7 separate regions of the Homo sapiens genome follow, and regions 1, 2, 3, 4, 5 and 6 are each linked to region 7. A link is a loop called in an ENCODE intact Hi-C map of the cell type or tissue named here. Cell type or tissue: mammary epithelial cell. All regions are shown on one strand. Region 1 has its middle 4.7 kb from the start of LINC02425. Region 2 has its middle 82 kb from the start of HMGA2. Region 3 has its middle 14 kb from the start of MSRB3-AS1. Region 4 has its middle 32 kb from the start of MSRB3-AS1. Region 5 has its middle 59 kb from the start of HMGA2. Region 6 overlaps HMGA2 (high mobility group AT-hook 2). Region 7 holds the start of LINC02454 (long intergenic non-protein coding RNA 2454).

Region 1 (4,000 bases), 430 kb before region 7:
ACAGTCCTTACAGGTCTTTTTTTTTTTTTTTTAAACACCTATTATGCCATGAATTCATAGGGAATAGTTTCCAGCAGCTCAGGCTCCTTCCCATTGGTTCTCACAAAGTGTGCTTCTCTGGGTGGAGCAGACTGGGGCTTCAGTCGAACCCAGGTACCTTTCTCTTTGTCTTCTTTCTTTTTCTGATCATTTTCCTTCTCGCGTTTCAGGAAGCCATCTCGGCTTTTAGAGTGCTTAATGTGCTCAATATGCACGTTAATTCTCTTGACAAGAATCTTGCCCTTAACTTGTTTGTTTACAACAATGCCAACAGCATGCTGGGTAACTGTAGACTCTTCCAGTTTTGCCATGGTGACACTTGTGGGGCATTCCTTTTTGAAAAGTACCCATTCTCTTACATCTACAATATCACCTTTCTTATAGATTCGCATATATGTGGCCAAAGGAACAACTCCATGTTTTCTAAAAGGCCTAGAGAACATATATTGGGTGCCTGTCTTCTTTCCCTTTGTATTCGTCATTTTGGTGAATTACTGGAAGATGGTGGTTCCGGCCGAAAGGGGGATCTTTCTTTTTATTCCTTCCCAGGCTTACTTTTCTTCCCACTTCCTCCACCTACTCCTATCCCTCCACCCTGGACTTCACTTCATTCTGCGCACCTCGTCTCACCATTAAAAAATCAAATCGACAGATCAATGTTTTGGAAGCTGCCCCAATGCTCAAATGAGTAAAAATAAAATATTGATGGCGATCAACATATTGAATTCTTTATTATGTCCCAGGTAAATGACATCATGTCACTTAATGCTCACAATAATCTGATACAAGAGTACTTAAAACAATCTCCATTTCACAGATAAAAACACTGAAGCTCAAGGTTTCACAGCTCATAGGTTCTGAAATCGGACTTTGTGTTCTTACTTTCTACATCCTTGCTCCTCAAAGTATTGTCAACTGAAAGTTTACTAGAAAGGTAGTATCTCAGGCCTCACCCCAGACAACTGAGTCAGAACCTGCATTTCAGCAAGATCTCCAGGTTATTCATGGGCACATTCAAGTTTGAGAAGTCCTGTTCCACACTGCACCACCTCTTTCTGGGTGTGCCTCCTGATAGTGCCCATCCACCACTTGCCTGGAAGCCCCAACACACTTCCCAGTGTGCCCAACTTTCTCTCAAGAGTGATTTATGCAGCAAGCCTTTGCTGGTGGAATTCCATTGTGTTGACTTAAACACTCACCCCGAGATCCCTCCCTTCTTCCTACTCTCAATCCATCATCATGTCTCATTTTCTATTTTTGGACACAGCTCAGGGACATGAAGAGGGAGGGCCGGGCTTGCGGCACTGGAGGGTTGCCTGACCAATAATTTCTCCTAGTGGCTGCTTCTGGCCCCGTGTGGGCCATAGAACAGTGCTATGGGTGGGAAAGCAGGAGAAGCTTCATAGGAAATACCCGTCAAGCAAAACCTTTGGCAGAACTGAAGCCATGGAAGTTGTTATGGGTACAGAGGTCCATGGATGCTGGCAACTTTATTAAAGCTTATTTTCACACTGATATCACTCACAAGCAAAAGTCTGACCACTACATGCACTTTCGAATGAGTCCAAAAGTCTGTGGAACTGAGTTATTATAAAAATGGGTTCTCAAAATACTGTATAAAGTCAAAGTTGTTGGATAGTCAATGAAAAATAATTTTTTCAGTTAAAATAGCTCATACGCATTGGCTTTGAAATGGCAGAGGTGACAAAGGATGGTCTTATGATGTCATTCCAAGGCCCATGATGATAATAAACTATTTACTTATTTTTTCTTCTTTTCAAGAGGTACGGTGTCTCCAAGCTCTCTCCTTGCCATTTCTCTCTTTAGAAACCTTTTGTATTCATCACCCGGCTTTGGTGGGGGTCTAAGTTAAGCAGAAAAGGCTGCTGTAGAGAGATGAGAGGAATTCTTTTCTCCTGAGACATGGCCAGTTGGGGCAGAATGCTGGTGCAGAGACCAAGCTTTCTGCCAACAGAATAGAGCGTGGAACTGTAACATACTCTTTAATGTTGTTGTAACTTTATTTTCCACTTTAAAGTAATAGAAATTCTTCCTAGAAATAATGCTGTTTAGTAAAGACAGCATGGCATAGCTGACTAAAGCCATATCTTTGAGCACTTGCCAACCTTTGTAGTAAAGGGACATTTTTCATGAGCCTCCTGCATTCACAACATCAGGAAATGATGGAAATGTCTTTATCATAGAATCAAAGTGCTCAAAGGGGGCGCTGTAAGATCATTCATTTTACATATTTTGTTCTTCAAAGACAGGCAGACATCCTAATTTTTTACAGAGATGAGAGGCAGTGAGGTATAATGAAAAGAATAAGGCTTTAGGCTGATGCCAATCTTGAAATGCATCTTAATTCTATTATTTATTAACAAGACTTTGGGGGAATTGTTCAACTTTTCTGATTTTTAATATTCTTATATTTAAAAATAAGAAAAAGGACACTTTTGTCTTTTGATCCTGAAAACATGCCTGCAAGTTGATTGTAAGATAGTGAAACAATGGATTTAATATAAAAGGGGCAAGGGATCCTGTTTTGATATAAGTCTTGCTTTTTAGACACAATAGTTGAATGATTAGAATTCTAGCATCTCCCACACATTCTCTAATTTTATTTTTCTTTGTAACCGAATGTGTAGTCAACATGCTTAAGTGAGCGCCTGGCTGAGGTTAGAGACATCACTTTTAATATGTCTAATAATTATTATTCTTTTCTGTATTATATTAAGTTCATGATACTCCTGTTACTAGTATTTAAACCTTTATTATTCTATTTTCATAATTTTTAATAGAAAAATTATGACAAATTACAGTAAAATATTCAAATAATTGCACCAATATTAATCTTTGTTTGGATCACTGAATTCATAGAAGTTATTTCATAAGGGTAGTTATTGTTAATTACTGTTGTTACAAACAAATTCCAAATTTCACTGATTTAGTTTAATTTTTTTTCTCATAAAAAGTCCAGTCCAGTGGACTTTGGGAGGCTGAGGCAGGAGGATCACTTGAGTCCAGGAGTTCAAGGCCAGCCTGGACAACATAGCAAGACCCTGTCTCTACAAAAAATTAAAACATTTCCCAGCCATGGTGGCACACACCTGTAGTCCCTGCTACTTGAGGCTGAGGTGGGAGGATCACTTGAGGCCAGGAGGTAGAGGCTGCAGTGAACCATGACCATGCCACTGTACTCCAGCCTGGGCAGCAGAGGAAGACCCTGTCTCTAATCTATAGATTAGATAGATAGATAGAGAGATAGAGAGATGATAGATAGATAGATAGATAGATAGATAGATAGATAGATAGATAGAGAGATAGAGAGAGAGAGAGATAGATAATGAGAGAGAGAGAGTCCACTGGGGCTGATCTTGCTTGGGCAGCTCTTCTTTAAGTTGCCAGACTCAGGTGTCCTGGCATCTTCCCTCAGAGACTCTGTTATCCATCAGAGCCTCCCTGGGAGGCCTGTGCTGGGTCTGCTTTATTCAGCAGCCAATGAGCAAAGAGAGGGATTCTCACATCCCCTCCCCATCCCCTTCCTCCTCTTCCCTCTCCCTCCCCCTCCCCGTATCCTCCTCCTCCTCCTCCTTCTTCTTCTTCTTCTTCCTTTTGAGACAGGGTCTGACTCTGTCACCCAAGCTAGAGTGCAATGGCACAATCAGGGCTCACTGCAGCCTCCATCTCCTGTACTCAAGAAATCCTCCCACCTCAGCCTCCCCAGTAGCTGGGACTGCAAGTGCATGCCACCATGCCTGGCTAATTTTTGTATTTTTTGTAAAGATGGGGTTTTGTCACATTGCCCAGGCTGGTCTTGAACTCCTGGGCTCAAAGGATCCGCTCACCTCAGCCTCCCAAAGTGCTGGGATTACAGGTGTGAGCCACCATGCCGGCCTCTCATGGGTCTTTTTAAGGGCCAGGGCTAGAAGTACACACTTGACACTTTCTTACACTTCAT
Region 2 (4,000 bases), 140 kb before region 7:
AGAATAAACTGTTACAACCACTTGGAAGAATAGTTTGGTGATTGATATCTAGTAAAGATGAAAGTATGTAACCCTACAACCCAGCAATTTCATTTCTAGGGACAAAAGTAAGAGAAAACACTTTCATCTGCAAACAAGGGGACCACCACCACAAAGATGTCACTACATTATTTTTAGTAGAAAAAAAAAAAAAAGGCCTACTAAATGTCCCTATGGGAGAATGAATAAATACATTCTGGTATATTCATTCAATGGTATATCCCTACACGTCTCAAAATGGATGTGTCTCAAAAATGTATTGTTGGATGAAAACATTTGTCTACATTGTAGATGATCTACAGAAGGATATTAATGCTCATTGATGTCCCGCCACGGGTTACTCTGGAGGCACTTTACTGAATCCTCCATACTGCCACCAATTTTTCTAAACAGTTAATATGGTTATGCTAACTCCTTCCTTTCCTTTAAATGGGATAAAAGCTGGCTAACAGATAAAAATCTTAAGTTGCCAATTTCTAGATTTGAACAATCTGTGTCCAGTCTAGCCTTGTGTTCATAGCTCAAGACACGACAGAAAAAGTAATAAGGACAATTTAAAGTTAGAGACTTACATTAAGAGAAGCTAGCATTGTTAGCCAGGAAAACACTATGAACTTGAGATGATGTTTAATATTGGTTTTAGGGCTTCTGTGTTCTCAGATATGCAGATCTGTCTGGTTTAGCTTTGAGATTTAAATCTAACCTCTTTCTTTCAAAGGATCTGAAATGATTCTGGGATTCCTTCTTGCATCCTCCGTTTCTTTTTCTCCTTCTGTTTTCCTTCCTTCTTGGAAAGCTTTACATAACATTTTTAAGTATGATAAAGTGTTTGGAAAGCTCCATGCAAAAAGCTGGTTCATTTGAATTCAACATAATTGATTGCACAGCTACAATTTATTTGCCATGCCCTATGCTAGAATCTGCGGCCTGCGAACTAACACACCCCTATGCTCAAAAAATTCATAGTCTAGTTGAATATAGATAAATATCATTCAGTGACTATGCCCCACATCAGTGCCAAAATAGAATACTTAAACCTTCTTTAACTCTTCTAAGCAAAAGAACCTTCATAAAGTTAAGGATTATAAATAGCTGTAAAGGAATCACTCGGTTACGGCGACCACCCAGGTGGTGCCAGAAGTTGGAAGTAGCCCTCCTCCCTCAGCCCGCCATCAGTGCAGCTCAGAACGAATTGGCTTTGCAGGAACGCTGAGAGAAAAGGAAAAGCCGGCCAAATCTTCCAGGCAGAAGTAGTTCTGATCCGAGGATTAGAGCCTGTCAATTAGGGGTGTCCGAATGGGAAGGAGGAAAGGAGGCGAAGGAAATATGGCTTAAGCTCCAGGGGAGACTCATTTTCTTTAGGAGAGAGGGTCAGGCACCAGGACTAGCGCGTTCCCATTCTCCTCCGAAAGGAGTCCATCCTTATCCGGATTTCCCTTGCCATGAAAATGAGGCCCCCCTCCCGCCGGCGCGTGCTCGCTGGGCTGGTAGAAGCTCCCGGGTGGCCCGCGCGTGGCCCGGCCGCGGCGGGGGTGGCCCCGCGGTCAGCTCTGGAGTCCGCCGCCGCCGCACTAAGGACGGAGCCGGCCCCAGACGCGCCCTGGCCCGGCCTCCCCCCGCCGGGGAGCGCCCCCGGCCCACATCCAGGCTGCGTCGGGGTTTGGCAGGCCCGGCCGGAGGAGGCGCCTTTGAAGTCTCGGCTGGCCGACCGGGAGGGAGATGGATGACCGGGCAGGGGCAGGGACGCTGGGGCCCCGCCTGGTTCCCACGATCAGGCCAGCGCAAGGGGCCACCGTGCGGCGCGGGCGGGCTCCGGGGCAGAAGGGGACGAGCGTGCGCCGGCGCGACCGAGGGAGAACTGGCGGCCGCTCAACACGAAACTGGAGTGGGTGTGAGACAGGAGATGGTGGGAGTCAGAGAACAGTGTGTGTGCGACAGGGGGTGTGACAGAAGACGCAGTGTGAGTGTGAGGGGGCCGGGATGCGTGCGTGCGCCCTGCGTTAAGTGCGCGGGGGTAAAGAAGACACGGGCTGCGCGTGGGGTGGGGGTGTTGGCGGGGCGCGCGCCACAGCGACGTGGAGAGGTCTAAGCCCGGGCCGTCTGCGTGGGGTGCTGGGGTCTCTAACCCCGAGCGTGGGCGAGGGGTGGGGGCTGCTCGCCGGAACCAGCCGGGAGCACCTAACGCCCAGTCCCGCGCAGCGCCCGTCCCGGCAGCTCCGGCGGGTCTGTGGAAGGAGACTCGCGGCGGGAAGGAGATACAACTTAACTTTAGAGCGCGGCGAGAGCTATTAACTTGTCACGGGCATCCGCTCATTCTTTATTTAAAAAAAAGTCACGAGCCCAGAAACCCCCCCAAAGGAGGGAGCGCGCGGGGAGCTGCAGCCACCCCCACAGCGCTAGGGAGATTGGGGTGTGCGCCCCCGCCGCCCGGCCCCGCCCCGCCCCTGCCCTCCCCTCCCCTCCTCTCCTCTCCACTCCTCTCCCCTCCCCTCCCCTCCTCTCCTCTCCTCTCCTCTCTCCGCAGTTCCCCGCACCGCCTGGCCACGCCCCGCCGCCCGGCCACGCCCCCCCAGACTGCATGGCGTCGGCCCGTGAGCCAATGGGAAGCTCCCGGGCTCCGGCCGCCGCGGCAGGTCGCGGCAGGAAGCGGTGGGCTAGCGGTGGCCCCCAGCAAGATCGATCACCTTTCCCCCTCCGCAGCTGGGCCAGAGACCCCGAGGGGAACCGGGCCATGTTCTTCTCGCCCTGCCCTGGGCTTGGAGAAGGCTAAGGCCGGTGGTCCCGGACACCCAGGAGGTTTGCTTCTTAGCCTCTTCTCCAGACTTGCAGACACGGATAATAACTCGCCCGGTTTGAGGCCCAGAGAGAGGCTCATTAACTAGAGATTATACAATAAAGGCTCTCCTGGAGAGGAAGGTCGCCTTCCCCCTTCACCCCAAATTATTTCCGATGGGGTCATTGCATACATCTACAGGCCACATCTGTTCAAAAGGACCTATTAAAATATTTGTTGACCTAGAAGTGAGAGAAGGGAGAGGACTGGGAATGTTGGGGCTCCGGGCGCGGGCGGTGGGGCAGCCGGATGTGGTGAGCGCTGGCGCTTAAAATGCGCCCAGTGGGAGGATATGAAGGGGATGTTAAAAGTCACGCAGGTCGCCTCCTCCCCCATATTGTGTTTGAATGTTCTCCATGTTCAAGGTGGAACCTCAGGCTGCAAGGTGTTTGCTACTCTTAAACTGAGTGGTGAAGAGCCAAGATTTGAAATGGAGGAGATATTTCACAGAACGATTTTGAACTGCAGAAAGAAAAAGGTGGAGCCAGTGGTGGAAGTACAGAAAACAGATGATAAAGGATAGTTGCAAAAATGTCATCAGCATTCTTCAAACCCAACAGGCATTTCTAGAGACCTCTGCTCTCTCTTCTCTGAGTCAAAACTCAAATCTGGGCCCTTAGAGAGCTGCAAGTAAAGGTGCTTGGTTTGTGCTATGGTGAAGCCCCACAGGCTGCAAGGTTTGCTGCCTTGTTGGTGGAGGGCAGGCCCCCTCTTTTAGGTCTTTTTTTCTTTTAATTTCAAATTTGAGCTGGAAGACGGTTTATATATCCTCTTTCTTCTCACTCACCTACATCTACGTTCTGAAAATGGGAACATCGGCTACACAACAGAAGCTGCCTTGCTCCTCTTGATGAGGCGCAGTGTTTACTTGTCACTATTTTATTTTATTGGCAACTTAAAACCTCTGCCCTTGAAGGCAGTTGCTCATCCTGGAGTTTCTTTCAGAACATCTTTTTCTTTCTTTCTTTTTTTTTTTTTTTGAGACGCAGTCTCGCTGTGTCACCCAGGCCGGAGTGCAGTGGTGCGATCTCGGCTCACTGCAAGCTCCGCCTCCCAGGTTCACGCCATTCTCCTGCCTCAGCCTTCCAAGTAGCTGGGACTACAGGCGCCCACCACCACGCCCGGCTA
Region 3 (4,000 bases), 54 kb before region 7:
TCAAATTGCATTTGATTGGATCTTGGATCAGAAAAAGAAGCTGCAAAAGACATTTTATATTGTATTGTTCTTTCAAGTTTTCTGTATGCTCGAAAAGCTTCAAATAACAGGTTGGCGGGGGTGTTGCATCATTCTGGCTGCTGTGTAGAGAATAGACTGCAAGGGCCAGGGAGCAGCAGGTAGACAGGTTAGGAGCCTATTATACTAATCCAGGAGTAAGATGGTGGTAGCTTTGATTAGAGTGGTAGTGGTGGAGGTGGGAAGAAGGGATCTGATTCTTTGTAGATTTTAAAGTTAAAACCAAGGGCATGTGCTGATGGACTGAATGTGAAATATATATATATAAATGTATATGTGTGTATATATGTATATATGTGTGTATATATGTATATACGTATATATACACATATATATATACATATATATACACATATATATACACACACACACATAGGAGTCACCATTACATCAAAGTTTCAGATGTAAGCAATTGAAAGTGGAGTTGCTACTAACAAAAATGGAGAAGACTGAAGGTAAGCCAAGTTTCAGGGAAGGTCTCCCATTCAGATTGGGTTATAGTATGTTGAATAGCTCTGCTAAACATCCAAATAGAGGTGTTGCATAGACTGTTGAATATTCAAGTCTAGAGTTCAGAGATGCCTGGGCTGGAGATATAAATTTGAGTGTCATCCTGAAATTGGTTGTGATTGCAAGGAAGTGTGTGTTTCCAGAGAAAAGAGGAGAACCAAGGATTCTGCCTTTGGGGTGGTGATGGGGGTTGGGCTCCAACATTAAGAGTCTGATTGCCAGGACTCTAAACCACAGTCCAGGATTCATTGCCAGGTCCTATTAGTTCTAGCTCTATGCCCACTGATCTTGCTTTCATTCTGGCTGTACCCCATCTGCCTCTTGGATGACGATGATAGGCTCCTAACTGGTCTGCCTTCCACATCTTACTTTGCCCTCATCTAATTTCTCCTCAACTCTGGTGCAAAAGGTCTCATTTCACCCCTCTGTGGAAACAATTCAGGGCTCCTCCTGGATCTCAGGATAAAGCCCAAACTCTGTAGCTTGGCACACAGGTTCTTTAAGATCTAGCTCTTGACTGCTCTTTCCAATCTTATCCCTTATACTCTCCCTACAAATTCCCATAATCTGAACTTCAGTCACACTGGGCTATCTAAATAAGTACCACTATCTCCATAAGTGGAATACAAGGTAGACATCCTGTAAGTATTTGTTGAATAAATAAATAAATAAATAAATGTTCACTTTTAGAATGCTGAAATTGAGGTCAGTGGCATGTCTTTAATCTGGAAAAAACAAACCCATATGTTTATTGTATCCCTACTTAGACCAAAAAAGGGGCACTGTAGGTCTCTAAAAATAGGAGTTGCAAACTAGTCTAGACCAGTTTAATTATAATTCTGCAAAAAGCTGGGAAGAGGTGACTTCAGAAATGTACATTTCAAAGCACTGGTTACATGTTTCCGGTGTTACTCGCTCCATATTAAAACTCTGAGCAGCTGGGTGCCACATTACTGAATTTTAAAAGCTGCACTTCGGTGATCCATAGCAAAAGAGCCTATGAGTCAGGTGATGATCCATTCATCAGTCATAGGAAACATGAGGCACTGAAAATTTAATACAAAACCCCAAACCCACAAAAACTATCCACAGTTTCCTAACACAGGGGATGTGACTCATATCTCAGCAGGGGTACACATACCTTATTATAGTCACAAAAGAAAATGTTTCTCAAACAAAATTTTCCCCCCAACATCATTTGCACAGGGCAGTAATTTGGTGAAAATCTTTTGAAACTTACAAAGTAATTTATTTCTTTGTGGTTGGCCCATATTGCTATGCTTGGTTCTTACCACAATGACTCTTAATTTAGGGAACAAAATGATGGCAATTAATCCTTTAACTATATTCAGCTGAATCCAGAGTCAAATTGAGAAGGGATGGAAAGAAAAAGCCCTTGGTTGACCTAACCTCTGGACCTCCCAGAAAGTGCTCCCACACTCTAGGGATGCCCCCACCAATACCCAGAGAGAAGAGGTCCTGAGCCGGCCATCCCAGTCTCAAGTGGATTCCCATTAATGCACTGCTTTTCTTGATGATAGATAGGGAGGAGGAGAAAAGGAAGGGGTGTTGCTAATAGAGAGACATCACAAAATACATGTTTAGTACTAATCTGAATGTATAGGAGAGAACTTTTTCTTAAATACATCTTTAAAGTTGCGGTGCAGATTTGATGATTTTGTTCATAAAGGACAAGAGAAATAAATGAGTGAGTAGCATAGAGACCTCACTTACATGTCCACTCAGTTATTCAGCAATAATTAATTACATGTCTATTATGTGCCAGAGATTTCATAACAAATGGACTAGAACATGAGCCATGCCCTAGAGAAATCTCCTATCTAGTGTACATGAGACAGCCCTATAATCAAGAAATTATAGTGATATGATAGAATATTCATGCAGGAGCCTTACAAAAACATACAGTGTAAAAGTATCTAACTCTGCCCAAAGGTTAGGAGGGTCCAATCTGTAGGCAATTTTTGTAAGTTGAGTCTTGCAGCATAAATCTTGAGTTGTCTTAGAATACAAAACAGAGAAAGGAATTCGAGGCAGGGAGAACAATATATGCAAAAGTCGGGAGATAAAATGGCATAAATTGAATTCCACATACCAGATTCAGGGGTTTCAGAATATATTTGATACTGACTTCTTTTGACTGAACATTCTTTGAAGGTGTTTTGAGGCTGAGGTTATGAAAACAAACCTTCAAATGGGAACAGTAACATTAATGCATTTTTGTAAAAAAATGTTTTCTGAAGCAATTTTTCTTAAATCTTGATTGGTTTCTTGAACAGTTTAACAATTTCCAGTTTTTCCTTTTAAAATTTTATTTAAATTTTCATTGGGATCAATTCTTTCTTCTCTGGGTAAACATTTACAAAATTTGATTCATCAGTCAGTTTTCTGATCCTAATGATTCACAGATTGCAGTTTTTGCTAGTAAGAGTTGTGTGAGGGGAAAGTGGGAACAATTATTTCAATAAATTCAATATCCCAGGGACAAATTTTATAATTCTAAGTCTTACGGAGTATCACTTTAACTGTTGTTGATTTTAATTTGTGGTATTTCTTTTAATAATATTCATTAAAATTGAGTAAAAGATAGATAGCCATTTTTTAGTTAATCAGCCAGTCAGACTGAGAGAAGTTCTCTTGAATAGTCCGGAATTGCACTGTTATATTTTTCTTCTAGTTTTTTGATAAGCCTGTGTTCACTAACTGTCTTTGCTACTGCAATAGCAAATGATAAATGTTGTAAACAAAATGTCCTGCTTCAGATAGAGCCCATCCACGATGAGTCACATCCCTGCTTCTACCTATCAGATTAACCCCACAGACCAACTACAAAACACCAGTGTGCTTTTTGGAAATGCTAGGATCTCCCAGAACGTAGTCACTCAATTAAACAGCGTATACTGCTAGCAAAAGGATTCTTTAAGACCATATCAGTGACGATTTAGTCTTGAACTCGGCATTTCATTCTTCCTTGGTTCTCTGGATTCCATCCGTAAGCTCCAGGTGCCATTTGAATCAGTACCTTTCTGTGTTGAATGTATCTGTGTCAAGTTCAATTCTTCCTTATCATCTGCTTTGTTCAGGCTGTTTTCGTTGATTGATTTCTTAGGCCTCAACGTTTCCAGCTGTACTACTTTTCTGTACAATTTATGCTCCTCGGAAGTTATACAGAATTTATGATTTTTAAAACCTGAGATATATCTGCTTTTTATTTTCTCATCATTTCAACAATTATCACCTTTGTATATGATTAAATCTTCATAAACAGGGTCTTCTAACATCAAGCACCCTGATTAGTTATTTAGTCATTTCAAAAGGTTTTTAGTCAAGTATCCTTCTTTAATATGTATTGGTAACTCCTAAAACAGAGATTCAACATGTTAGGATTTTTGTA
Region 4 (4,000 bases), 71 kb before region 7:
AAACACCAACAGAAACCGACTGGAATGGAGTAAAAGAGGCATTAGTGTCATGTCTACAAATGCCTAAACAATGATAACTTTTTTAGAAAAAAGGAGTAAAAGGAAAGATCTGCTAATATATGGTACAGCATAGACAAACTGACTTATTTATTTGTACATTTTTTCTTATTGAACAGTTTTGTGGTTTTCTTATAGAAACCCAATGAATGGTCAGGAATGACTTTTCCACTTTTCCATTGTAAGATCACTGGTCACTGGCTCTGCTTCCTCAGTTTTTAATTTAATGAACTTGGCACAATTCAAAAACAGTTAATAGTTCATCCTTAGATTTGTGCAGTTTCTCAAATGGCAATGACCTTTTGCTATGGTCAGTTTCTCATTTTCTTTCTGCCCATCCCCCAAAGGAAAAGGTTTTGTAGAGGCATTACACAGAACAGCTGCTTGGAACATGCATAGGCCAGTTTACATTAGGCTGTTTTTTCTTGAGAAAGTCATAGTTTAAACAAATGGTTGTGTCTATTTTAATCATTTTTGCCCTCTTTTGAAGTGTTTTTTCAAACAGAAGTTTTTTTTTAGAATAGAGTTTTGCATTATAAATTAGTCTGCTCTGTCATGTCCCTTTTAAACACAGCTGTTACTACAATGTAAACAGAGTTTTTAAAATGTAGATAAACAGTTACAAGAGGAAGAGTTTCAAGTGTTTTTAACACATGGTCAGTTTTTGCTTACTTGAATTCTGTGGTTTGAAAGTTGAATTCGAAATACACTTTTGATTTCACAGATGTCAAGCTATTCAATACAGCTGTTCATGGATGCCCAATTTTAATTTCACAGCTGGCACAGTTTTGACAATATCACATTTTTGAAGTCATATCAGTAGTAAACCTAGGATGAATATGGAAATTCTACAATGGTACACTACAATACTCCTTTGAGGCATAAATGTTGAATGTAAAAACTATCTAGTAGGCCTAAGCTAAATTATAAAACAGTTTTTCATGGTCATCCACCATATTTGCTATGAAATACACAGCAAATTTCAGTATCTTCATAGAAGGTACAGTTATAATCCCAAGAAGAGAAACAAGAGAATACTAATTCTTTAGTGTAATAATCTTATATTTTAAGAATTTATGCCAAAGTACCCACCTTAAAAAGTTAAAAATTACACATTATTTGGATGTAAAGCTTTTGACTGATCTAAGTTTGTTGTTTTGACAAAATTCAAACAAATGAACTTAAATATAGCATCTGTGTCATTTTCCATCAGCATAAAATGCAAGCACTAGACATAAGTACACAAGAATCACAAGCATTTGGAACTGGCAGAGTATTAAAACTAGAGCATTTCAATGTTTTTTGGGGGAAATGTAACAATATATTTGAAATGTATACTTCCATGATCTATCTAAAAATCTACTATCAAAAATATTATAATGGATGATTAAAGGTATCACTGTTTAAATTATTATCCAGAAATTCCCAAGTCGTTGTTTACCTGTGACTTCTATTACTTGAGTAATAAATTTTGGGACCACATAATTTTAGATAATTATTTAGCAAATGTTCTTTTAGCAAATGCCACATAAAGTAAAAATGAATGTAAAATTAAATTCTATCTAAAAAACAGTTTAGTTAGAAAATACCATCACTGAAATGTCCAAGAAAAACATACACAATTTCTATCCATATTGTTCCCAAACCACCAGGCCTGAGTTATGGATCTTAAGGAGGAAGCCATCTTACCAAACCTAATTACTCTGTGTTTGGCTTGGATAAATGGTTAACTGATTATTTAGTTATATCACACAACCCAACATGACCTCATTTTCAATAAAAACATATGATTTGATCCAGAGCTTTCCACAGTACTTCATAATTAGACACCTTATCCATCAGGCTGCAAGAAAACCCTGGTAAAGAGTAAAACAAGAATTTTCATGTGTTAAGTTATACACCAGAGGGAGTCCCATGAATATAATACAAACATACTGACATTGCCAAGGAAAAGTCAATTAAAAATTATATGCACTCTAAGAGTTACAAAGCTCAAAATGTGTTGTGTAATTCAGGCTGAATAGCCCTTGAGTATAAGCATTCATGAAAATTAGGCTTTATTTATTAATGTTTTTATCTCTAGGAGTTCCTAAGAACTTTCCTAAGTGAATTTTAGAACTGATGTTAAAAGTATAAACCACATTTTCTTCATCAGAATTTCAGATATGTTTGTAGGTATGAACACACATACTATATACTTATAAGTAATGCCATATTTAGAATCTTTAAATTTTTCCTAAAACATGATCATATATCTGATCTTTTAATGTACATAAATACTCTTTCAAGCTAAATTGAGTTAACTCCCTTAAATAAAAAATAATCTGAATTTCTTCCAAAAACTCACCTCTTATATTTATTCAGTGTGATGGCTGTCCCTCATACCTCTCTGAGTCATGTACATAAAGCCTGTACATGAAACCAGGATAATTTGCTTCTGTTTCTGCCAATTTTTTTCCCTTGGATTTCTCTTTCTTGTTGAGCCTTTACTGTACAATTGACATGGAGAATCTTGCCAAATACAAGTAACAGTAACTCTATAGGCTTCCATGGTTACAGTCCCCAAAGAGCTTTGAATAACACTTGAAAATTTAAGACCAAGGAAACCATTAATATCTTTGTAGGCTCTTCATTTACTTATTTATGTTTTTAAAAACAAGTTTCACTGGGTTTTATTTCACTTATTACTTCAACCCATTGATATAATTAGTATTAAACATGTCAAGTGTTATTTTATTAACATAATGCAAAAGGAATCTTCCAACCTATAAGCCATTTTTTTAATCTGTTAAGGGGAAAGAATTAGTGAAACCTTGGTAAAGAGTAAAACAAGAATTTTTCAAGTGCTTGAAAATTTTAGACAAGGTGTTAAATTGCCGCTGAAAATATAGAACCTCCTGGGCTGACAACTACTATTCTTTTGGAGATGCTAACTTACTGGTGGGCTTCCCTGTTTCTTTTAAATATTCTTAATGTGATACTGGAAGGGGCTGTCCCAAGGTCAGACATTGAAATGTAAAGTTGTGAGGTGATGACTGAAGTGGGAATATTATGAAATCTTCACCCTATATTATTTTAGTATAGCACAGCCTTAGGCAAATATAATCACTTCCACCAGATACTAATTCCTATTTTTGTGAAGAAAGTCCAGGATAACTCAAGGAAGGAGAACCTCTAGGGAATGCAATCTGGAAAGTGTTCTTTCCCCTGCCACTTCCCTGCATTCCTGACCAGCTCTCTCTTGCCCCAGTCTCCGCCCTAAATGGCCCCATTGTCCTTTCACTTACGCAGGTTAGCTGCCTCCAGTAGCTTTGCCCAACATCACCTAGGGACCTTCCTATTCCTTCCTCCAATTCTTTTCATCCCCCACTCCCCACAATCAATGTATTTTCTGGAGATTGGTCGGGTTGCCCTATCTTCTTGAAGGAAAACATCGGATTCCTGCCCACTCCTACCCTCCATGGAACTTTGTGGCATGGTACAAATTCCATGGTAGTGATGGCATTCTGGCCAAAGGATGAAATAATTTACACTTTCATGAAATAAAATCCAAATGTCCCTGGCATACAACCTCAGCTCAGAATGTTTATCTGCCCCATCCACCACATCATCTCCACCAGGCAGCTAAATAATTAAAATGATAATTTTCTTTTTTTATTTTATTTTTATTTTATTTTTTGAGATGGAGTCTTACTCTGTTGTCCAGGCTGGAGTGCAGTGGCGCGATCTTGGCTCACTGCAACCTCTGCCTCCCGAGTTCAAGCGTTCAAGCAATTCTCATCCTTCAGCCTCCCTGAGTAGCTGGGATTACAGGCACCCGCCACCACACCCAGCTAATTTTTGTATTTTTAGTAGAGACAGGGCTTCGCCATGTTGGCAGTGGCTTTAAGTGACAGGAAAAAAAAATCTAATTCAATCTTGCTTAAGCAACAAGAGAAATTTA
Region 5 (4,000 bases), 160 kb before region 7:
ACAGTCGCTGCCAGGAGAGTCAAAGGGAATGTTGATTGTATTTATTTTACTATCTGTGTACTTCCTGAAAGAAGGGCAGTTTGATAAAATACAGTGAAGCTGCTCTGTTTGGGGCACTTATTTGCAAGTCTGCATTAGCTAATTCCCTCCAGACTTTTGGATTCATGTCATCTGGACCCACTGTTTTGTGTATGTTCAGATTTTTCAAGTATTCCTTTACCTGCATTGACAGAGCATGTATTTGACAGAATAATATTAAAAAATATAAGATGGCAAGCAGATGGTCAGTCTTGACTGGAAAGAGATCTTGTTGAAAATGGTTTGTGAATGCAGACCATGTTTTTGTTTACAGGAATGTCCTTTTAAATATTTAGTTTGATCAGCAATGGAGGTCTTGAAAGAAAGAGCTCAATGCCTGCAAGAATATGTTAGTTGATATCCTCTACCTGAAATAATGGCTTCCTTAAAAAAAGTAAAAAAGTAAAGAAGTTTTTTATACTTCTTGCTGCCAGATGTCTGTATTGCTACCAAAATCATGGAGGTGAAAAAACCTTTTCCTGATCTCCATGCCTGATGCAGCTCTGTTTTTTCAAAGAAGAAAGGCATGGAGTTCAATCTAGTGAAAACAAGAGGAGGAAAAAGAAAAATAAAATGGAAAGACAAAGACTCATACCAAGCAGAATTTCCAAGGACCTCAAGTTTAGTTTCTTTGTGTTGGGAAAACAGGTTGGAGAGAAATCTGGGCTCTGCACTGATACTTGAAATAAGAACACTAAGAACTGTTCTTTAAATAAGAACAGTTTCTTATTTGAAGAATAGAAAGACCAATTTAAAACTCTGGGCACATTGCACAAGTTGCAAAGAGAAACTTGGTAGAATAATACTAGAGTTTTTTTCTACAAAGACTAATTTTTTTTTTCCGTGGATGCCAGTGTCCTGATAACAGAAAAGAATATAGATCAGTATTTTGGCAGTGACCCCTAGTACCTTTCATTATTCACACAGTCAATTCTAGTACCCTCTTGCCATTAATCTCTGGCTGTCACCACTGAAAACACAAGTGGAGAGGAGTTTGTCCAATGCCATTAGAATGTCAGACCCAATACCCTGCTTTCCAGTCCTTGAATCCCCATTCCAATTGCTAAGACATAGGGATAGGGTGATATCAACAGAGCAAGCCTGGAAATTGCTTATATCTATTAGCCACTATATGATGCCGAATATTTTGAAAAGGTTGAATATTTTGGGAGAGTGGACCTTCTATCTTTAAGATGCACATACACTTAACCTTCTTTGTCTCATACCAGGATACAAACCCATGTACAAAAGCACCTACCAGCCTCCAATAGCCCTATGCCATTTTGTGTCTTCAGACATCTTTCTTCTATTTCTTACAGCCTATGGTATTTTCACTCATTTTTCTACACTTACTCTTCTTCTCTCTCCCTTTCTTTTATACACAGCCAAGTTCTTTCTTTTACATTCTAGGCCATACCTCTGTTAGGAGTTATGGCTAAGCCATTTTAGTGGTTAAAATGAAATCTTGTTTTTAATGTTATCACATTGAAATGTTCAATAACTAATTCTCCAAAAAGACATCTTAAAAGATTGTTTTCCTTTACATGGAATAAAACAATTTATCATTATAAAGCTATGGGGGCTGGGAAATATGGCAGCAGCTTCATATACCTGCTTCCAGATAAGGCTGGTTTTGGCATCCGGATAAGTGGGTGTCTAATGGAGAAGGAAGATTATTTCATAAGAGATAGACCAGTGTGAAGAAAATTAGTCAAGTAGTAAGTGATTGACTACCGATTCATTAAAAAACCAATTTGCCAACAAAACAATTTTCAACATTATTGACTCACCAAGAACTTGTTGCTTTGTAGTTCTTGGCACAACCACTTGAAAAATTCCAAGCTTAAAACCATTGAGTATCTTCACACTCCCATTTATATCAGTTCATGACTCACAGTCACAGGCATACAAGCCTCTCCTTATCCATGTATAAAAATATTCCTAGTCCATACTTGTAATGCAACTCCTTTCTCTCCCTGTCAAGAAAGAAAATCTGTAAATTGTAGGAGGCAGGAAAAGCGAGAGATTGGTTTCACTTCACTAAACTATTTAAAATTCACTATACTATTTAAAAAATTCATTGAGATGGATGATATGCCTGATATCTGAATTTTTTTAAACCCAAGAAATTGTCTTCCTCCAAAGTAAGCTATATATTGAGCAGCCTTACTGAAACACACATTCCTGTTACTTTATTACTTGTCAGAACAAAATTATGAATCATTAAATGGGCAAATGAGTCATAGGGCCAATTCATCTATTGACAAATTGCTATCACCTGAAATCAACTTTGATGAATTCATCTAGAACCATTTTAAAGATTGTCTTTTAAGCAATTCTGGAATGTATGCATTTTTTCTCTCCAGAATTTTTAAGTTCATTCTTTTTTTTTTTTTTTGAGACGGAGTTTTGCTGTGTCCCCAGGCTGAAGTGCAGTGGCCAATCTCTGCTCACTGCAAGCTCCGCCTCCCGGGTTCATGCCATTCTCCTGCTTAGCCTCCCGAGTAGCTGGGACTACAGGCGCCCGCCACCATGCTCGGCTAATTTTTTTGTATTTTTAGTAGAGACGAGGTTTCACCGTGTTAGCCAGGATGGTCTCGATCTCCTGACCTCGTGATCTGCCCGCCTTGGCCTCCCAAAGTGCTGGGATTACAGGCGTGAGCCACCACGCCCAGCTCCCCCTTTTTTTTTTTATCAGTAGACATGCCAATGAGCTGATTTAAACAGTGAAGTTATTCATCAATAAATACTTATTAGGTACCTAAGATAAAATATTTTGTTAGACACTTACAGGTGAAGAAAAGAAAGGAAATACTAATGAAATAGGTGATGAAAATTCTTCTCTTTGCTGACTCAGAAGACAAAATATTCATATACTGGCTGACTTGAGAACAATTACAAAACATTCTATCAACAAGTTCACAATGGTGCCACACAGTGTGATGTGCCGACAGCTCCGACCTCCTGCTGGGTCATGCCCATAATCCATTCCCAATGTCTACACATGAAACTCATCCTTTTTCCTCAAGCATGATGTCTTTTTTTCCTTCCAAGATAAAACTTCTTTCCCATTTTCAAATCATAAGATATTCTTCTCCCCAGGCAAATCATTTTAAACCATACAGGTATTTTTACAGTTTTTGTTGTTTGACTCACATATGTCTGTTTTGATTTTAAATTCAATAGGAAAAAAATCTGAATGTAGTATATTTCCTAACATAGAAAATACTTAAAAAATACTAAGTTAATATTTTTAAAAATATATTTATGTATATACATGTGTAGATGATGATTTTAAGCAATACATCAGGGATCAGATGTCTTTAAACATCTACTTTTGAAATCCTTCTGGTATTCAGAGAAAGCTTGGCCCAAGTTAAAAGACCAGGTGACTAACCAGTCAGCCAAATAAGATCTACAGAGAATACAGGAGGCTTAAAAAAAAAAAAAAAAAGAAAAAAAAAGCCTGTCGTTTCAAAAGATGAGTTTTCTAATTTAAATGCAGCCAAAGTTCCCAAGGATGCAAAAAGAAATCCAGCCGGTGTCAGATCCCAAGGTTTTGGGCCTCTGACATTATACATAATTTTTCAGACATGCACCTTAATTACTAGGAAATACTTTAAAAAATAACCAAAACATTACAACAGGTCCTGAGGCATGGGAAGAGAGTCCAAGAACTGAGCAGCACAGTTCTCCAGGGTAGTGACCACATTTCCTCTATTGTTTCATATAGCAGTGTGCATAAGGTTGATGGGCAACAAATAAATTAATAAAACATTCATGACTGGAGGGAGTTTTCATAGAAGACACAAAAAATATTTTACAAATACTGACAAGCAAAATGGTACAATTATGTAGTTCGATTCCTTTCAAATACTCGTTGATGTCAGTATAACCAGACATGGCCCACTTCCACGTATTC
Region 6 (4,000 bases), 280 kb before region 7:
CCAGTGAAAATTCTTAAACATTAAATAAGCATTTACCGGGAGATATCGATGAGGTCTTAACTGTACATTGTCTGATTCTGAGGCAAAACATACAAATACAAACACTGAACTAGTACTTCTAACTCATCCTTCCATGCTACCTGCTGTGTGACCTTAAGCAAGTCATTTATCTTCCCTAAGTATACATTTTGTTATCTTTAATATACAGGGACTGTGTTTGAGGTCTCTAATTTCCCATATAGCTCTAAAATGAAATATTTGTTTAATGAAAGAATCTATTAACATTGTCAACAGCAGTTTTTATTTTAATCTTTAAATACAAAGGGCAACACGTGTTTCATGGCACAAAAATCCTTCATTGCCATAACCTCTGAGAGAAATATTTTTGCAAAGTTTTCTTGCTCTTCTTGGGAAAAAACAATCATGCCATTAGGTTCTGTGAGTGAGGAGATGCCAGTGATACAGGATGAGGGATAGAGGTTTTATTTATTTGCTTTGACCTGAAATGCTTTCAAAGTGCTAGGATTTTCCCCGTGAAAAATGCTTTGCTTCTAATATTATCTCCAGTGATCAAGAGTTAGTGTCAAAGGTTTGTGAATGGATTTCAGAATGTGCAAGTGGCACCTCCCATCGTTAGCTGTCTACATTTTTTTATAACCACTTGCATACTTTTGGTCAACCACTGTAAAATAAACAGTCCTTCTCAAATGTTTTTGTTTTCTTTGACAGCACAGCAATAATTCACTTGGAATGCTGCAGAATAGAATAGCACTTTAATGCTGTTGTAAGGATGGCTTTTATGATTTCTATTCATCGAGTTGTTTTTAAGTTAAAAGATACCAGACTGAAAAGAACATAAATCCCTGTGGAGATATGTTATGCTTAGATCTTTGCACCCTGTTCCCACCCAAGGATATATACATAGAATATATGTATAAACACACATCCACATATGCATAAATATATGTGTACATATACGCTCAATATAGACATTTAACACAACATTCACCTAAAGTGTTTACTGTTTTTGTTTTTGTACTTTTGTTTTAAATTTGAGAAGTATAGCATCTAGATTATAGTAGAGTTTTGTGTTCATGCAAATGAAGATGTAAATTAATGTTTATTCCTACCTAGAAAAGTTTCAGGAAAAAAATGTCATAACACACTTTTGCTTACTTGGTACATACTCTTGTTCTCTTTTTTCTGGCCATGCACTTACTAAATATGAAGTTTAGAAGAAAAAAACTTTATATATAGTTTGTTTCAAATTTGATATATTTTAGTTAAAAGTGCTTTATTGCCAGGCATGGTGGCTCACACCTGTAATCCCAGCACTTTGCGGGGGCCAAGGTGGGTGGATTGCTTGAGCCCAGGAATTCGAGACCAGCCTGGGCAACATGGCGAAGCCCCATCACTACCAAAAAAAAAAAAAAAATAGCTGGTATGGTGGCACATGCCTGTAGTCCCAGCTACTTGGGAGGCTGAGAAGGGAGGACCACCAGAGCCTGGGAAATCAAGGCAGCAGTGAGCCGTGATCATGCCACTGCACTCCCGCCTGGGCGACAGAGCTAGACACTGTCTCAAAAATAAAAAAAAGTCTTTATTTTTTTTCTTTCAGGGGAATGGTTGATTACTGTCTCAGATGTACATACCAGAATTAAGTTTATACCTATGTGTCAAAAATGGAAGGATGAAAATTGACTTGAGAAACTGCACAGTTTCTGTGCAACATTATATAGGATATCTTTACAAAGGACAACATTCGAAGCAAGAAATTGGAGCTTAGGCAGTATTACACTTTCTATCTTACCTATACTACTCTCTGAGAAACCCATTTCTAGCCTGTACAGCATAGCTTGTAAACTGTGATCTTCGACTAGTATGAATAAGTCTTGTGTTGAGTTTAATTTCAGAGGCCGGGAGTTTATCAGCTGAGCCATCTCACCTGCATTCCTTGCAAGTCATTAGAGCCTTAGATGCCTGGCTTGGCTTTGGGCTTCTCCAGCAGAGAGCAGTGAAACACTGTCAATAAACCTAATTCTGGAAACCAGAGTAGATTCCAAGTTGGGAAAAAAGCAAAGGCAGAACTAGCAGGCTCATCAGAGTTATAAAGAAACTGGGGAAACTGGGCTTGTAGATTTTTTAAAACAGATATGTGTTGAAACTTTGATGTCAATATTAATGGCAATACACATATTTAGATATTTAAATGTTATTCAAAATATCACTTCATAGCAAGGTAGATGACCCAAAAGAAAAAGTGTGCGCTTTCCAAAATTTGCTTCTTATTTTAATCCTGCAATTGCTATACAGTTACACGTTTATTAGCTTTACTATTACACATGTATTAGGTCATTTCCATTTGCATTCAGTGTTAGAACAATGTCAGCTCTTCAATCCCAATCTCTGGCTACCTAGCTTGGCAGTTCTTCAAGCATCCCTTGTTTACAGGGACCACTTGGAAAGTCAAGTATGTTATAACAAGTTTATGCATCCTCATTCTACAAGAAACGTTGTTGCAGAGAACCATTTTAAGAAGCTTAAAAACAGTTTTCTATGGCTCCAGTTCAAAATGGGGTTCATAGTGGGGATGTGTGAATGGCGCTTCCAGGTAAAATGATTTATTATTACATTACACATGAACTTGTTAACAGTATAACACAAAAGTGTGAACACTCCCCAGGACACCTCACCCTTGGCTGGGGTGCAAGTAGGTTCTTCTCCTTTCAATCAACAGTAGCATGATGACAGAGAATATTAGTGAATGCAGTATGTTCATGCTTGGCTGCTCTTAAAGAAAAAATTTTCACAAAAGGAAATATGAGCGTTTACAATCCCATGATATGGAACATAGGATCTGACCTGTTTACTTCTCTTGGATGACAAATAATTTAATCTATTAATTTTTTTTTTGAAGCAAAGACAAAAGGGAAGAGGCCTAAAAAAAAAACCAGGCAGGTCATCCATTGCTCCATTGACGTGGGAGATAATACCCTATGTATAACCAGTGACTTGAAGAGTTCTCATTCTGAAACTTTTTTGCTCTCTTCAAAGCACTGGGCTCAAATGCTAGCCTCTGTGTGCAGGCTGCCAAAATACTAAGTGAAGCATGGGGCACTACACATTAAAGGGGAAAGGTCAGCATGGCACCATGCCCAAAATGCATGCTGTACAGCGGGATGAACTTTGGAGAGACCAGCTCACATCAAGTCACCGTGTGTTTTACATTCTCCCAGTGACCGGGGTCATTTTACCTCCCATTGGAATCTCCTCTCAGCCATTATGTCTCCCAGTTCTCAAAGGAAAACCTCTCTCCTTGACCCCTCCTAAGGCCTCTCTGCACAGTACCATTCTAGCAAAAAGGAACAGCTCCAAGCCAGGAAACTACTTCCACAGGGCAAATAAAGCTTCTGCCAGAACTCCTAAAGGCAAAGCTTCCCTGCTGCTGCAGCAGCCAGCAGACGCAGGGCTGCATTGCTTGGGAAAGTGCAGCCTGCCGCTCCACGTCAACATTCCACCCCCTTAGCTTTTCCCAAGGTCTCAGTGAGAAAACCTTTCTTTTTTCTTTCTTCATTTTTGTTTTTGTTCTTATCAGTTCAAACAAGAACAATGAATTCCTCAAGCCCAAGCAAGAATGTGACAAGGTGTCAACAAAGCCAACCAGGAAGGTGATGTATGGCCCATAAATCACTTCACAAACCAGGGCTGCAAAGAAAGCACCCAGCAACCCAGAGCCCCGAGTGTGAGTTTTTTCTACTCCTAAACCTTCACACCCCCCACATCCACCCTCCTCCAGCACCTCACTGACTGCTCACCTGTCACTCCTCCACTGACCAATTGGCCTACTCATGGGGTAAGACAAGTTCTGTTCCTTCTGTGGCAAATACTGGGCATCTATGGTAGAGCACCACATAATATAATGTGCTTTAGGGACATGTGTTGCTATGGGGTATGGTTTCCGGAGGCTGTCTGGAAAGCTCTACTCAAAACCTTAATTTGA
Region 7 (4,000 bases):
TTGGAAAATATTTTGGATGCTTTTCAAAGGCATACACTACATGTGGAATTAACTGAAATTGGTTTCTTTAATTATTTCTTTCTTACCCACACAATAATGATGGGTTCCTACTTACAGGGTGATGTGACATTTATATGCCTAGAAGTTTCCTTTCCTTTTGACCATTTTTTAAAAGATGCAATATTTTTCCTTCAACATTAGAAGTTGGGTCCCCTGTAAGGCCTTATACAAGAGAATGAGAGTTGAAGAAATACATTTATGGTGGATAGGCTGTTTGAAACTCATTTTAGCTAAAACAGAAAAACTGCAGCTTGTGGAGTGGCAAGGGCCCAGAATTGGCCAGAAGTCATGAATTTTGGCTCTAACTCCTGAATTGAGTGGCTTTGAGCAAGTCACTTACCTCAGAGCCTCATTATTTTTATCTACACAATCAGGGGTTTGGCATCTATGACTTGAAATTCCTTTCCAGCACTATGTTTTGTTTCTGTGGTTGGTAACAATGTAAGAATTTTGGGGGACGCATTCTTCCAAACTCTTGTTTTTCCACTCACATCATTTCAGTAGAGAGCTGACTGCCAATATCACAATAACTTTTTTTTCGATTCATATCAACTTTAAAATGTGTTTTTAAAAATGGCAAGTTAGGTGTCTGTGAATAACAACTGATATTTTCCAGAATTTTTCCTTCCTTCCTTCCTTCCTTCTTTCCCTTCCTCCTTCCCTCCCTTCCTCCCTCCCTCCCTCCCTTCCTTCTTTGAAAGCCTTTTAAGAGGTGAACACAACAGTTTTGGCTTGGGACACAGCTCTGCGGGTCAGGATCTAACAAAGGGAAATCCCCGATGTGCTGGAACCTTACAGCTCCAGGAACCGGCTGTTTATGAAAGCTGAAGTACCGCTAGAGTGAGCAAAGAAGCCACTTGTGATTCCAGCCAATTGTCCCCAGTCCAGACCATTCAGAGGAAAGAGTTCTGCCGGTCTTCTGCATCCAGTTGCCAAAACCCAGGAGGTGCAGCACCTGCTTAGGAAAGCCATAGTGCATGGGGAAATGACCGCTGAGGGGGCCACACTTTCCCTTTTGCATTGGCAAAACTGTTGCTTTCTTACCTTTTAATACTCTTTCTCCGGATTTTGAGAATCCGACTATTTAAAGATTGCTTTCATACATTTAGTTTCTGCCCCACCCCACTACAGCCCCCTTAGGTTTCTTAACTTTTAAGACTTATGATAAATGAGGGTGGGACTGGGTGGGGAATGGGGTAGATGGGAGGGCTGGGAGGACTGGGAGAGTTGGAGTGGGGGATGGAAGATAAGGGTAGGGTGGAGCAGGAAGGGAAGGGTGGAGACGAAGGAATGAAAAAATGAATAACCCAGTGAAGCAAATGAATGGAGCAGCAGCCAAATAAGCAAACAAAACAAACATTTATTGACCGTCTGTCACTTGCTAGGTGTTGTGATAGACAGCAGGCAAATAGCTATGAGCCATGCAGCCAGGTCCTTGCCTTGTGAAATTTACAGTCCAAAGTGGGCGGATATCAAACAAATAATTAAGCAAATACTTTAATACTTACAACTGTGACACAATTGCCATGAAGAAATATAAGGGGCCCTCGCCCTAGTCCAGGAGGTGAGGAGGACGATGTTCAAGCTGGATTATTTCCATGCCATTTTCCAAATTGAAATCTCAAAGTAAATTATATTGCAATATGATGTATGTTTTTTCCAAGTGAAACCCAAGCACACATCCTGCTCTGCCCCACCCTCCGCCCCCACACGGGAAGCTCTCGGGATCAGCCTGGGTGTTCTGTGGTTCTGACGCCATCCTGAGAGCTCCACTGCCACACTCCTTCCCCTGCCTCCTAAATTCGATGTGGAGCGCCACCTAGAGTTTGGCTGACACATTCCCATAACCATAGGGTACAAGGATACTTTGAAATCTAGGATATTTGCTAAGTTTTGAAAATTGAATAAATAAATAATCCATTGGAAAAAATGAATAGCGAGTGAATGAGCAAAGCAGCAGGCAAATATACAAACAGGACAAACACTTTCATTCACTGTCATTGTCATCCAGCGTGAATTCAAAAGACTCCAAGTTTTCTAAAAAGAATGGCTTTCTCTAGGAGCTTTCCAAGATTTGTTTTGCAAAGCTGCCAAGGAGAATACTAGACAATGAATCGGAAGTAGCAAGTCTCACGGTGATATCCAAAGTGTTTTTCATCCAAACCTCAGAGCAAGAAGGTTCCAGGAAGATGCCTAAGTCAAATTAAGATGTTAAGTCAAATTTACCTCGTTCTAATAACTACCCAATAATTTATTGAACAGTCTATATTACTGAAATACCTATGGCATTAAGATAGAACCAACTGTTGTGATTTATGGAGTAGGCTAACATTGCAGCTGTTAAGGAAATGAAAAAATGTATGGGATCTGTCATTTTTAAATCACCTTTAAACAAGATATCCAGCTCTGTAACCACATTCCAATTAGTCTTACAAGAAAAGCCAAGCACAGTTACATTTCAAAAATGTTATCGCATATATAAAGAAGGAACTTATCTTTCTCTCTTACATTAGCCCTACTTTTCTCTACCAAAAACTTGCCCCAGAGAAAAACATATTCAGGTAAAGAAAAGTCATATCCATCCCCTCCATTCATTAATTTCATTTAACCAACATTTGTCGATCACCTCCGGTGGTACTACAGAGATGTTGGGATATCCTGCTTCATGATCTAGTTGGAGTAGATAGCAGATGCCAAGAAAGTGGACATGACAAAACTATGCTATTTCTAAATGCTATCTAGAAATAAGGAGAAGCACAAGGTGTCAAGGGCACTGCTGAGAGGCTCCTGACCAATTTGGAGCAGTCGGACAAGGCGTCTCCTGGATTACAGTGCTGTGTCTTCAAGTATCAACTTCCCGGAAGGCTAAGTTAAACAAAAGAAACTTACAAACCCAGAATGGTGAAGATATCACTTCTACTGAAAACTTTTCCATCTGAGATACAGTGATCTGGGCCAAAAGAACATAATGAAAATGAATAATTCTGAAATATAAGATCCAGGAGTATTGAAACGATTTTGATCTTGTCTGTCCTGTAGTGCTATCACTCTCCATATTGTCCAGCATATAATAGGTATTCAATAAAGATTTGTTGAAAGCTGGACAAATGCTGAACAGAAACCCCAATATGCATAGTAAAAAAACAAATCAGTCGATGTATATTTCAGTCATCTGTAGTTTAGTGACAGATGGTTTATCCACATGTTTTCTGAAAAGCCTTCAATGGTTATTTTATACTCCACCAAATTTCAGTGCTTCTGCCTATTTTTAAGTTGCCTACCTCAACCCAGTTCCTTTCTGTGTCTCCAAATGTGTTTCCTCCTACTCTTCAACATGAACTGCCTTTGCCATTCATGTTGGTTTGTTTATGGTCCCACCAACACTATGTGCATTCCTATTTGCAAAAATCCACTGTTTTGATTTCCCTCACCTAGCTGCATCCTCCTCTCCTCTTCTCCTCCATCCTTTCTCCAGATCTATGGAAATTCTCCCCATTCTTCAAGAACCATCTTGAGCTCACATTGCTTTCTCTGACTAATCCATTCTCTCTCAAATTCATATAAACTCTACAGTTTATGCCATATTAATGAACCTTCATTACATAACCCTCTTACATCATTCATTTTTATGTATGTTAGTCTTATTTTATTAACTAAACCCTAAACTCCTAAAAGGTTATGGTTCATGCCTTATTCTTCATCTATATCAAATACCCACTTGGCTGGCAAAGAGATTCTGAAATGAGGCAGTGGTGGAAGATAAGAGTGGAAGAAAAACTGGGTCTAAATCATGGAAAACCTTGAATGCTGTATCAAAAGATTGTCATTAGCCTTAAGGCAGAAATAAGATTGTGTTCCTCCACCATGTCAGTCAGAAGAAAGGAAAGCCTTTCCAAGAAACGTCCTTCTCCATAGTTACTTCACCATTATTGGTCAAGTA

What was found. A loop is a pair of places that touch in the nucleus more often than their neighbours do. Peaks named below come from ENCODE experiments on the same cell type or tissue, not always from the same donor. Only the 100,000 strongest peaks of a DNase experiment are listed, where the experiment ranks them.
Region 1: it touches region 7 in a loop (9-fold over the local background); 7 of 110 quality-filtered maps call a loop at or near these places.
Region 2: a loop joins it to region 7, with 5 times the contacts of the local background. A loop is called at or near these places in 5 of 110 quality-filtered maps.
Region 3: a loop joins it to region 7, with 4 times the contacts of the local background. A loop is called at or near these places in 9 of 110 quality-filtered maps.
Region 4: it touches region 7 in a loop (11-fold over the local background); 20 of 110 quality-filtered maps call a loop at or near these places.
Region 5: a loop joins it to region 7, with 8 times the contacts of the local background. A loop is called at or near these places in 2 of 110 quality-filtered maps.
Region 6: it touches region 7 in a loop (23-fold over the local background); 12 of 110 quality-filtered maps call a loop at or near these places.

The regions. Positions count from the first base shown.
Region 1 is chr12:66,033,756-66,037,755 of GRCh38, reverse strand. It overlaps the pseudogene RPL21P18. Among named protein-coding and RNA genes, the nearest start is that of LINC02425, 4.7 kb to the right of the region's middle. In mammary epithelial cell, a CTCF peak has its summit at 2,267; DNase peaks (open chromatin) are centred at 1,155 and 2,255; H3K27ac peaks cover 1,158 bases.
Region 2 is chr12:65,740,123-65,744,122 of GRCh38, reverse strand. No RefSeq gene overlaps it. Among named protein-coding and RNA genes, the nearest start is that of HMGA2, 82 kb to the left of the region's middle. RefSeq lists enhancers at 1,610-2,110, 2,111-2,611 and a silencer at 2,561-2,610. In mammary epithelial cell, a CTCF peak has its summit at 1,833; a DNase peak (open chromatin) is centred at 2,612; H3K4me3 peaks cover 1,413 bases; H3K27ac peaks cover 1,185 bases.
Region 3 is chr12:65,654,713-65,658,712 of GRCh38, reverse strand. No RefSeq gene overlaps it. Among named protein-coding and RNA genes, the nearest start is that of MSRB3-AS1, 14 kb to the right of the region's middle. RefSeq lists an enhancer at 1,088-2,287. In mammary epithelial cell, no CTCF peak of the experiment used is centred here; a DNase peak (open chromatin) is centred at 1,632; H3K27ac peaks cover 3,628 bases.
Region 4 is chr12:65,671,936-65,675,935 of GRCh38, reverse strand. No RefSeq gene overlaps it. Among named protein-coding and RNA genes, the nearest start is that of MSRB3-AS1, 32 kb to the right of the region's middle. In mammary epithelial cell, a CTCF peak has its summit at 1,964 (motif pointing right); no DNase peak of the experiment used is centred here; H3K27ac peaks cover 2,416 bases.
Region 5 is chr12:65,763,531-65,767,530 of GRCh38, reverse strand. It overlaps the pseudogene RPSAP52. Among named protein-coding and RNA genes, the nearest start is that of HMGA2, 59 kb to the left of the region's middle. RefSeq lists a silencer at 1,828-2,122. In mammary epithelial cell, no CTCF peak of the experiment used is centred here; DNase peaks (open chromatin) are centred at 1,920 and 2,300; H3K27ac peaks cover 2,805 bases.
Region 6 is chr12:65,876,728-65,880,727 of GRCh38, reverse strand. The region is part of intron 3 of HMGA2 (high mobility group AT-hook 2); the gene reads right to left. The region is part of intron 1 of HMGA2-AS1 (HMGA2 antisense RNA 1); the gene reads left to right. Among named protein-coding and RNA genes, the nearest start is that of HMGA2-AS1, 3.6 kb to the left of the region's middle. In mammary epithelial cell, a CTCF peak has its summit at 2,008 (motif pointing right); a DNase peak (open chromatin) is centred at 667.
Region 7 is chr12:65,600,550-65,604,549 of GRCh38, reverse strand. The region is part of intron 1 of MSRB3-AS1 (MSRB3 antisense RNA 1); the gene reads left to right. It overlaps LINC02454 (long intergenic non-protein coding RNA 2454), which reads right to left and starts at 1,681. Exons shown (of 3, transcript NR_146529.1): 1 at 1,569-1,681. In mammary epithelial cell, a CTCF peak has its summit at 1,881 (motif pointing left); DNase peaks (open chromatin) are centred at 449, 829 and 1,789; H3K4me3 peaks cover 1,587 bases; H3K27ac peaks cover 3,134 bases.